Linked DNA regions of Mus musculus: regions 1 and 3 are each linked to region 2. A link is a loop called in an ENCODE intact Hi-C map of the cell type or tissue named here. Cell type or tissue: left cerebral cortex. All regions are shown on one strand.

Region 1 (2,500 bases), 110 kb after region 2:
GGCTACAGGCACCCATGGTAAATAAAGCCTGCCTCTTTTTCATACGGGTGCCAATACTCGAACCTGGTTCCTCTGTAAGAACAGTGTGTGTTCTTGTGTCCTTGTCATATGTTTCCACAGCTTTTCTTCTTACTGTGACAGACAAGGGAACAGTGGTCCAGGGCTGTTGTAACATTGTCACCACTCAGATACCATAACAGACAGCATCTCATGGTTTGGAGATAGAATTAGAAGCCCACTTGTGGCCTGGGCTGTCACCCTAGGCAGGGTGGGCTTTTGGGGAAGGTCCTTCCTCCCTCTCAGCTCTAGAGTGCTGGCTACTGCGGGTTACTTAGCTGTGCTAGTGTAAGTCCTTCCTCTCCTGTACCTTCCTGTGGCCATCTGAGCCTGGGTGTGTCGGTATTCAGATTTTTCCACTTGAAATGTCAACAGTCACTGGCTTAGGGCCCAGCCTAGTCAGAATGTTCTGTATTTAATTCTGGTACATCTGCTGAGACTGTTTCCAGACAGTGTCACAGTTCCCACATTGGGGTAGACTTGAGATTGTTTTACAATGACAGCTGTTTTTGTGTATTTGTGGGTGGGCAGGCGAGTGCCACTGTGCATGTGCAGAAGTTAGGACAACTGACAAGGGTCACATCTCCCTTCTGTGTGGAGCCTGGGAATTTCGAGCTTGGCCTGTCAGACGAGGCAGGAGGTGTCTCTGCCCACCAAGGCAGCACGTCAGAGTAGGGGCGTGAACCAGAGCAGAGCTGTTCACCTAAGGCCAGACACGGGAGAAGTAGAAAGGCTGGGTCCCTGCATTCCCCTTAAGGATCTGCTCTCAGTGCCTCCCCTGCTTGTTGCCTGGCCATGCTGCTGCTCCCTGCTATGATGCACTGCCTTTTCATAAGCAGGCATTCTCTCATCTCAGGTGACTTTCCTCAGGCACTTTGTTACAGTGATGGCCAGCTGAATAACTCGGTGTCCATGATACCCTGCTTGCAGAGCAGAGCAGGACAGTGACCTAGAGTCTTCATCTTCCCAGCACCACCAAGAGTTAGCGACATACCGAGTTGTCATTCTTTCTCTTTCTATTGCCGTTCTGTCTCTGGACACTGTGTGGTTTTCGTTTGTCTGTCTTAATAGAAGTTGTACAGTGTATATATATATATATATATATATATGTGTGTGTGTGTGTGTGTGTGTGTGTGTGTGTGTGTGTGTGTTCTTTGCTTTGCCCTGGGAGCTCTTACCAGCCTTGTGTCAGTTTCCTTTCTCTTGAAGCTTGTGACGGCAGCCTCCTCTCCTTGCTCAGTGGATTTCTCTTTATGAACAAGCCAGCATCCCTCTGTTCTGCTCCTGGCAGACACTGAAGTTACTTGCAGTTTGACTCTTAGAAGTACTGTGAGCAGATTTGAAAATCTCCTGGTGGACATGTGCAGGTTTGCATTGGAAGCATAATTTAGAGCCGTGCCGCATCTGTGTGAGCAGCCGGCGTTACAAGATATGCTGACCTGTTGGTCACTGTGGCTCTTCTGGTGTGTGTGTCATGGCCACCACAGCTGAGTTAAGTGTGTGCTACTGCTCAGGCTTTTCACTCATACGTTATCCTTGGGGTCTTCACCTTGTCTGGTAGGTGTTAGATGGCATCCTGGTGGCTTGAACTGTATGTTAGTGATTGCAAGTGAGGCAGCGGGATCCTTTCACATACACAAAAGGCCATCTCTGCCTTTTCTGCCAAACGTCTGCCTCTGGCAGGCTTTACACAGCGCTGACTTTTTCTCGCTGGACTGTAGGATCCTGTATGTTTGAGTGTGTCACATCCATGCTGTGAATAATAGCATCCTTGGAGTGCCCCGCCCTGCCCTGGGACTGCTCTGTCCCTTCTCCCCCCTGCCCCTCCTAGGTAGCACCGATTTGCTTTCACTCACTGGAGTCTTGGTGCGCCCTTCTTCGGGCCTCTGCACTCAGCACAGTTGTGCTGAGCTTGTCTGTGCTGCAGTGTACCCTTACCCTTCCAGCAGCAAGTGATGAAATAGAACGGGCAGTTACAGCTGTTGTGTAAAAGTCCTGGCAGGGCTCAGCAGGGTGGAGTGAGATTCCACTATAGTTCTCTGAGTCGCCATTGAAAATATATTGGTTGTTTACTTCTGGGAATTTCCACTGATATTTTGATATTTTCAGACCTCTGTTGACGTAAATATTCACAGACAAGGGAGCACTGGCTTGTTTCTTTTCTTTTTAAAGGTTTTAATTTTATTCTGTGCATTTGGTCTTTTTCCTGTGCATATGTCTGTGTACCAGGCGCATGCCTAGTGTCTGCAGAATTCAGAGGAGGGAGTTGGATCTCCTGCAACTGAAGGTGTGAGCTGCTGTGTGGTTGCTGGGAACTGAACCTGGGTCCTCTGGAAGAGCAGCCAGTGCGCTTAACTGCTGAGTCGTCTCCCCAGCCCAGCAGTGTCCTTTGTAATATAGAGTCATAGCCCATTGCATGGTCAGGCTGCACTGTTTAAACATT
Region 2 (2,500 bases):
CGGTGCAGAATCCCCGTCGGGTCTCACGGCCGCCCGGTGCACACGAGCCCGCAGCGCCCTCACTTTCCCCATCTTCCCTGGAGGTTTCCGCCTGTTAGCAACGCCGCCTCACTAGTGGAAGAGCCTCCCGGAAGTGCTCCCAGACAGCCGGAAATAGAGCCGCGGCTGCGTAGATCGGCGTTCGGCCGGTCCCCGGAAGTGCCTCCCGTAGCGCGTGCGCAGTTGCGGTGCTTACGTCGCGCGCTCCCGCTAGCGCGTTAGACGTGTGGCGATGTGGCTGCAGCCAAGAGCCAGGGAAGTAAAACTATTGAAGCCTCGGGTGCACGTTACGCCATGTTTCTATCGCGCGCGTCTGGGGTAGAATAGGGAGAAAGGTTCACGTCGGTTTTACTCATGCGGGTCTCTATGTGTGCAGCTTGGCGTTTCGTCCTTAAAACAGGTCCTGGAGTTGGGGACTTTGCAATTCCACTTAAATGGGTACCAGATGGACCGAACGGCCTCCGTCTTCCTGCACAGTCGGCTCCGTGTCCAACAGCCCCTGTGCACCCAGTGCAGTATTGCTTAAGGAAAGCAAGGACGAAGGGTAATTCCAGCTCTTCACCCAAATGACACCTGTAAAATACAATACAAAACCAAAGTGGGCTATAGTTGGAGCCACAAAAGAAAGTTGGGCCCAGGCACAGCCAGGGTAGAGGCCTTCTGCCTTCTTCCCTTCTAGGGTAGAGAGCATCCTGGATGCCGGGACGTCTCTGCTAGGGATCCACAGTGAGATGGGATTTGTGGGGAGAAGGTGAGCCCAAAGCGGAGTCCGGTGCCCCACAGTGGCTGAAGTAGCAGAGCATGCCAGGGAGCAGAGCCAATAAGCATCTTTCCGATGCGGTTTCTCATCAGGGGATGCCTCCAGGTTCCTGCTCCTTCCCTGACGATGAGATCCAACCTGTAAGATGTAAAGAACACCTTCCTCCCCACGCTGCCTTTGATAAGTGTTTTTATCACAGCAACAGAAAGCAATCTAGAACAGTGAGTGAGTGGCTGCAGGCCAAGCAGTGCACTAGATGTGAAGCTGAGACAAACTAGATTGAATCAGGCGACTTGAAGAGACGTTTGAGCCAGAACAGCTGAATTGAATCAGCCAGTAAGAGTTCAGAAAGAGCTAGAAAAGGAGATCGTAGTCAGCAGTAAGCCTCCGAGACAACAAGGACATCAAGCGAATAAAAGTTACTTTCGCAAGCTTGTTTTGAGATGACCTGGGAATAAAGTCCATTGAACTCTTCACAACCTGGTTCATCTCCCCAGAAGATCTGGCAGCCAGAGCCACCCTGAAAGCTAGCCTGGCTTTTACCTAGGACAGATCCCCACCCCACCCCCCCACCCCCTAAATGTTTTCTCCTTCTCAACCCTCAGCAGTGTTCCTGTGCTCTGGGCTGTCCGATGGACCCCAGGTTCCCCCATGGAGGATGAGTTGCTTAAGGCCAGTTCCAGGGCACCCCAAGGAACTCACAAGTCGACGACAACAAAGTTAATTTTTTAGAATCCTCAACTCTTCTTCCTGCCGCCTGAGGGCGCGCGTGTCCCGTGCTTCCCTGGCTCCTGGCAAACTAGTTTTGCAGTTAGAGAGGACTGTACAGCTAGTTTTGCAGTTAGAGAGAGGACTGTACAGGTGTCTCTGGCTAATTCCCCCCCCCCCTCGGGCTCTAGACCGCGACCCTGCTCCAAGTCAACTAGAGTGTAGGTGTGACCGCAGGCTGGTCCACTGATACAGCTACTGGGAGGCGGGATGGGGGTTTGGGGTGAGGGGAGGCGGACAATGTATCATCGCGCCCAGCCCTGGAAACTCAGCTGCCAGACCCCGCAGGCATCAGCAGGGTCCAGATCACCTCTCAGTTCGTCCCCAGCCCCAGCGACTGATCCAAGACAGTTCTGCCTGGCTTTTCTCGGGGAGGAGGGCTCCCTTGATCCTCCCAGGGAGGTGGCCAAGTTTGCTGGGTCCACCTTTCTTTGGGTGACCTAGCCAAGGCCTGAGCTTTTTCAAGCCTAGTTTCCCTGTTTCTACAGTGGGGGTTAGAATGAGCTGCTTGAGGACTAAGAGAAAAGTGAGAGCCAGGAAGTGACCCCTAGCAGCTTATAGTTGGAGATCACAGATTCCTAGGGCTGGGCAGAAAAGAGGCTGGTATCACAGTGTGAATGAAGGGCGGGAGCCCCAGGCACAGGGCTGGTACAGACACACAGCATCTCAGAGGCCCAGGACCTTCTGGTGACGGAACCCGCAACACAGAGTCCTAATTTGACTCTGATCATGGGTGCTAGGCCAGCCAGCCGCTCAAGGCAGTGGGGCAGGGAATTGGCCTCCTGTCCTTCACAGCTTCTGGCTGAGCACCAAGGCCCAAGGCCTTCCAGCCACCTGGGTCAACCTGCAAAGGGCACAGAGCAACTTCCCAGGAGTTCCCTGAAGTCTGGTGATCAGGGAGATGGGGAAAGGCAGGCATGGGTGTCCATGTGC
Region 3 (2,500 bases), 65 kb after region 2:
ACAGAACTTGGCTGGGGAAAACCTGCCTGGCCGAAGTAAAGCTGTAACGCTTTCACTGGGGAAAGCCTCCCTCTGGCAAAGCAGAATTGTTACACTTTGGCTGGAGAAGTCTTCCTCTGCAGAGCAGACCTGTGACACTTTCCATGGGAACCCCCTCCTGCAGCAGAACTGTTATACTTCCTTTGGGAAAACCTTCTGCCGCAGCACCAGGAGTGGAGCTGGAACGCTTCAAGCCTTTCCCTTCAGAGTTGCAACACTTACAGTCATAACTAGCTTGTATCAAATGGACATAAAGCTGGTGGGCTCAAGCTTGTATCCTATTTTGCTTACTCCTACTGGAGTCTGGGTCTTTAATGAGTCGAGAAACTTGGGATCCAGAGTCCCGCATTGATCTTTTTGGTGTCTGGCTATCTAGGTCTCTGGTTCATGCACAATCAAGCAGGGAAGGTACCCTCTTACTCAAAGCTCCTGTGTCTTCAAGTTTGCGTCCCCAGTCACTATCAATAAGGATTTGTTTTGTTTTCTTTGAGTCAGGGTCTCATTGGTTAAGGAAGACCTTGAACTTCTGATCCTTCCAATGCTCCACCCCCAAGTGCTGAGATGATAGGTGTGTGTTATCACGACTCATTTGTGAGGTTCTGAGGATGGAACTCGGAGGCTTTGTGCATGCATTGGTTGCCAGGCAAGCAATTCTACCATCTAAGCTACACCCTCCACATTCCCTCAGTGATTTAAACGCCTTTCAGTAACAAGTTCGAGACAGCTTGGATGCTGTTTTAACGTAAATCCACAAAACCTGCCCTCTGGACACGCATACGGCTCTGGCAGAGAATTAACAGGACTGGCAGAGGTTTCCAAGGGTTGGCGGCTACAGAGCAGTTGTGTTAGGCAGAGCAGCTGAGCCTCAGAACCCGCCTCAGAGTCCAGCAGCTCCATTCCAGAGCAAGTGGCAAAGCTTCGCTGTCCACTGCCCAGCCTAGTAGTCTACTACGCACGCGCGCTGCTCTGACGCTCCGGTTATTGCTCCCTCCCCGCAGTTCCAGCAGCGCGCAGGCGTGCTAAGCCTCAGCTGCGCCCGTAGGCGGGCGGAGGTCAGGGGGCGGAGCCAGCGGCTGCGCACTCGCAAGCTCCGCCCGTCTGGCTAGCTTACGGAGGCGGAGCGCTTACTGTGGAAACATCCTAGCTCGGCGTTGGAGTTGAGTCGCCTGAGGTCCCCGCCGACGACGCACTCACCATGGCGCCTGCTAACCTTGGGCTGACGCCGCACTGGGTGATGCTCCTCGGTGCCGTGCTGCTGTTGCTTCTGTCCGGAGCCTCCGCGCAGGAACCTCCGAGAGTGGGTAAGGCCCGTGGGCCTAGGGGCCGAGGAGTAGGAGGAGGGCGGCCGGGTCGGATCCAGGGCGGAGTCCAGCCCGCGGGCTTGGCTGCCTCTGCGCTCACGCCCTCCCTTGAAGCTGGGTAAGGCAGCCAGCCTCTGCTGGAAGTTAACGTCGTGCCCTGAGGCACGAAAGACTCGGCTAGTCGGAACCGACGCCTCGGCACCTGCTTAGCATCTCGGGGACCATCTGCATTCCAGCACTGTTTTTGTTTGAGGGGAATCAGGGAGCTGACAAGTTGTGTCCAAGACTGAGGCTTGGTCAACTTTGACCTTTGTACGCTCGCTAGAGTTGATGAGGCGCTGCAAGAGAGTATTTTTGTTAGCTCAGGCTCTCTCAAGGTGTCTTTACACTCTAGCCTGTCACGGTGTGTTTTCTCTTTGTGACCTTTTGCCAGTTGTCGCGTCTCTCTGTTTAAGTTTCTTATCTGCTCCCAGGTATGCCTAGGACCGGTCTGGGACTGCCTCACTCCTGCTACCTTGGTGAGGGTGACTAAAGGAGCTGACCCTGGCCGCCCCGGGGAACTTGGGGCTAGATTCTCCAGTAAGGACTTTATGCCAGGCAGAGTGTTGGGGAGCCTGTGGAGACCCAGGACCCTTCCCAGTGTCTCAAGGGTGTCTGCTGCGATACTGGGGGGAGGGGGGGGGGCACGAACCTTCACCTGTTACCAACCACCACGTGTTAGGTGTAAGGATTCTACTCCTTGACATTCTATAGGGAGATAGCTGATGTTTAAAACGGCTAGTCTTTACAAGGAATTTGCATAAATTTACATTACCGTATCCTGTATCCCAAAACTCGCCTTTTTTTGTTGTTTGAGACTGGGTTCAGGCTGGTTTTGAACTTTTTTGTTTGTTTTTTCGAGACAGTGTGTCTCTGTGTAGCCCTGGCTGTCCTGGAACTCACTCTGTAGACCAGGCTGGCCTTGAACTCAGAGATCCGCCTGCCTCTGCCTCCCTAGTGCTGGGATTAAAGGCGTGTGCCACCACGCCCAGCTTGGTTTTGAACTTAAAGGTGTCTGCCTGCCTCTGCCTCTCAAATGCTGACCATAAAGCATTTGCCCTGCCTGGCAAAACTCACCCTTTAAATATTTTTTGTGTGCTTCACAGAACCTGTAGTAGATT

The links. Hi-C counts contacts between places; a loop is a spot of excess contacts. Peaks named below come from ENCODE experiments on the same cell type or tissue, not always from the same donor. Only the 100,000 strongest peaks of a DNase experiment are listed, where the experiment ranks them.
Region 1: a loop joins it to region 2, with 4 times the contacts of the local background. A loop is called at or near these places in 17 of 42 quality-filtered maps.
Region 3: it touches region 2 in a loop (3-fold over the local background); 4 of 42 quality-filtered maps call a loop at or near these places.

Annotation. Positions count from the first base shown.
Region 1 is chr10:77,624,247-77,626,746 of GRCm38, forward strand. All of the region lies in intron 1 of Ube2g2 (ubiquitin-conjugating enzyme E2G 2), which reads left to right. Among named protein-coding and RNA genes, the nearest start is that of Ube2g2, 3.2 kb to the left of the region's middle. In left cerebral cortex, a CTCF peak has its summit at 1,399; a DNase peak (open chromatin) is centred at 479; H3K27ac peaks cover 886 bases.
Region 2 is chr10:77,515,669-77,518,168 of GRCm38, forward strand. Fam207a (family with sequence similarity 207, member A) reads right to left here and starts at 145. Exons shown (of 6, transcript NM_133998.3): 1 at 1-145. The coding sequence starts at 72. It overlaps 2810425M01Rik (RIKEN cDNA 2810425M01 gene), which reads left to right and starts at 230. Exons shown (of 1, transcript NR_163865.1): 1 at 230-1,273. In left cerebral cortex, CTCF peaks have their summits at 240 and 1,551; DNase peaks (open chromatin) are centred at 210, 968 and 1,576; H3K4me3 peaks cover 1,098 bases; H3K27ac peaks cover 928 bases.
Region 3 is chr10:77,580,588-77,583,087 of GRCm38, forward strand. It overlaps Pttg1ip (pituitary tumor-transforming 1 interacting protein), which reads left to right and starts at 1,068. Exons shown (of 6, transcript NM_145925.3): 1 at 1,068-1,340. The coding sequence starts at 1,235. In left cerebral cortex, no CTCF peak of the experiment used is centred here; a DNase peak (open chromatin) is centred at 1,073; H3K4me3 peaks cover 1,850 bases; H3K27ac peaks cover 1,208 bases.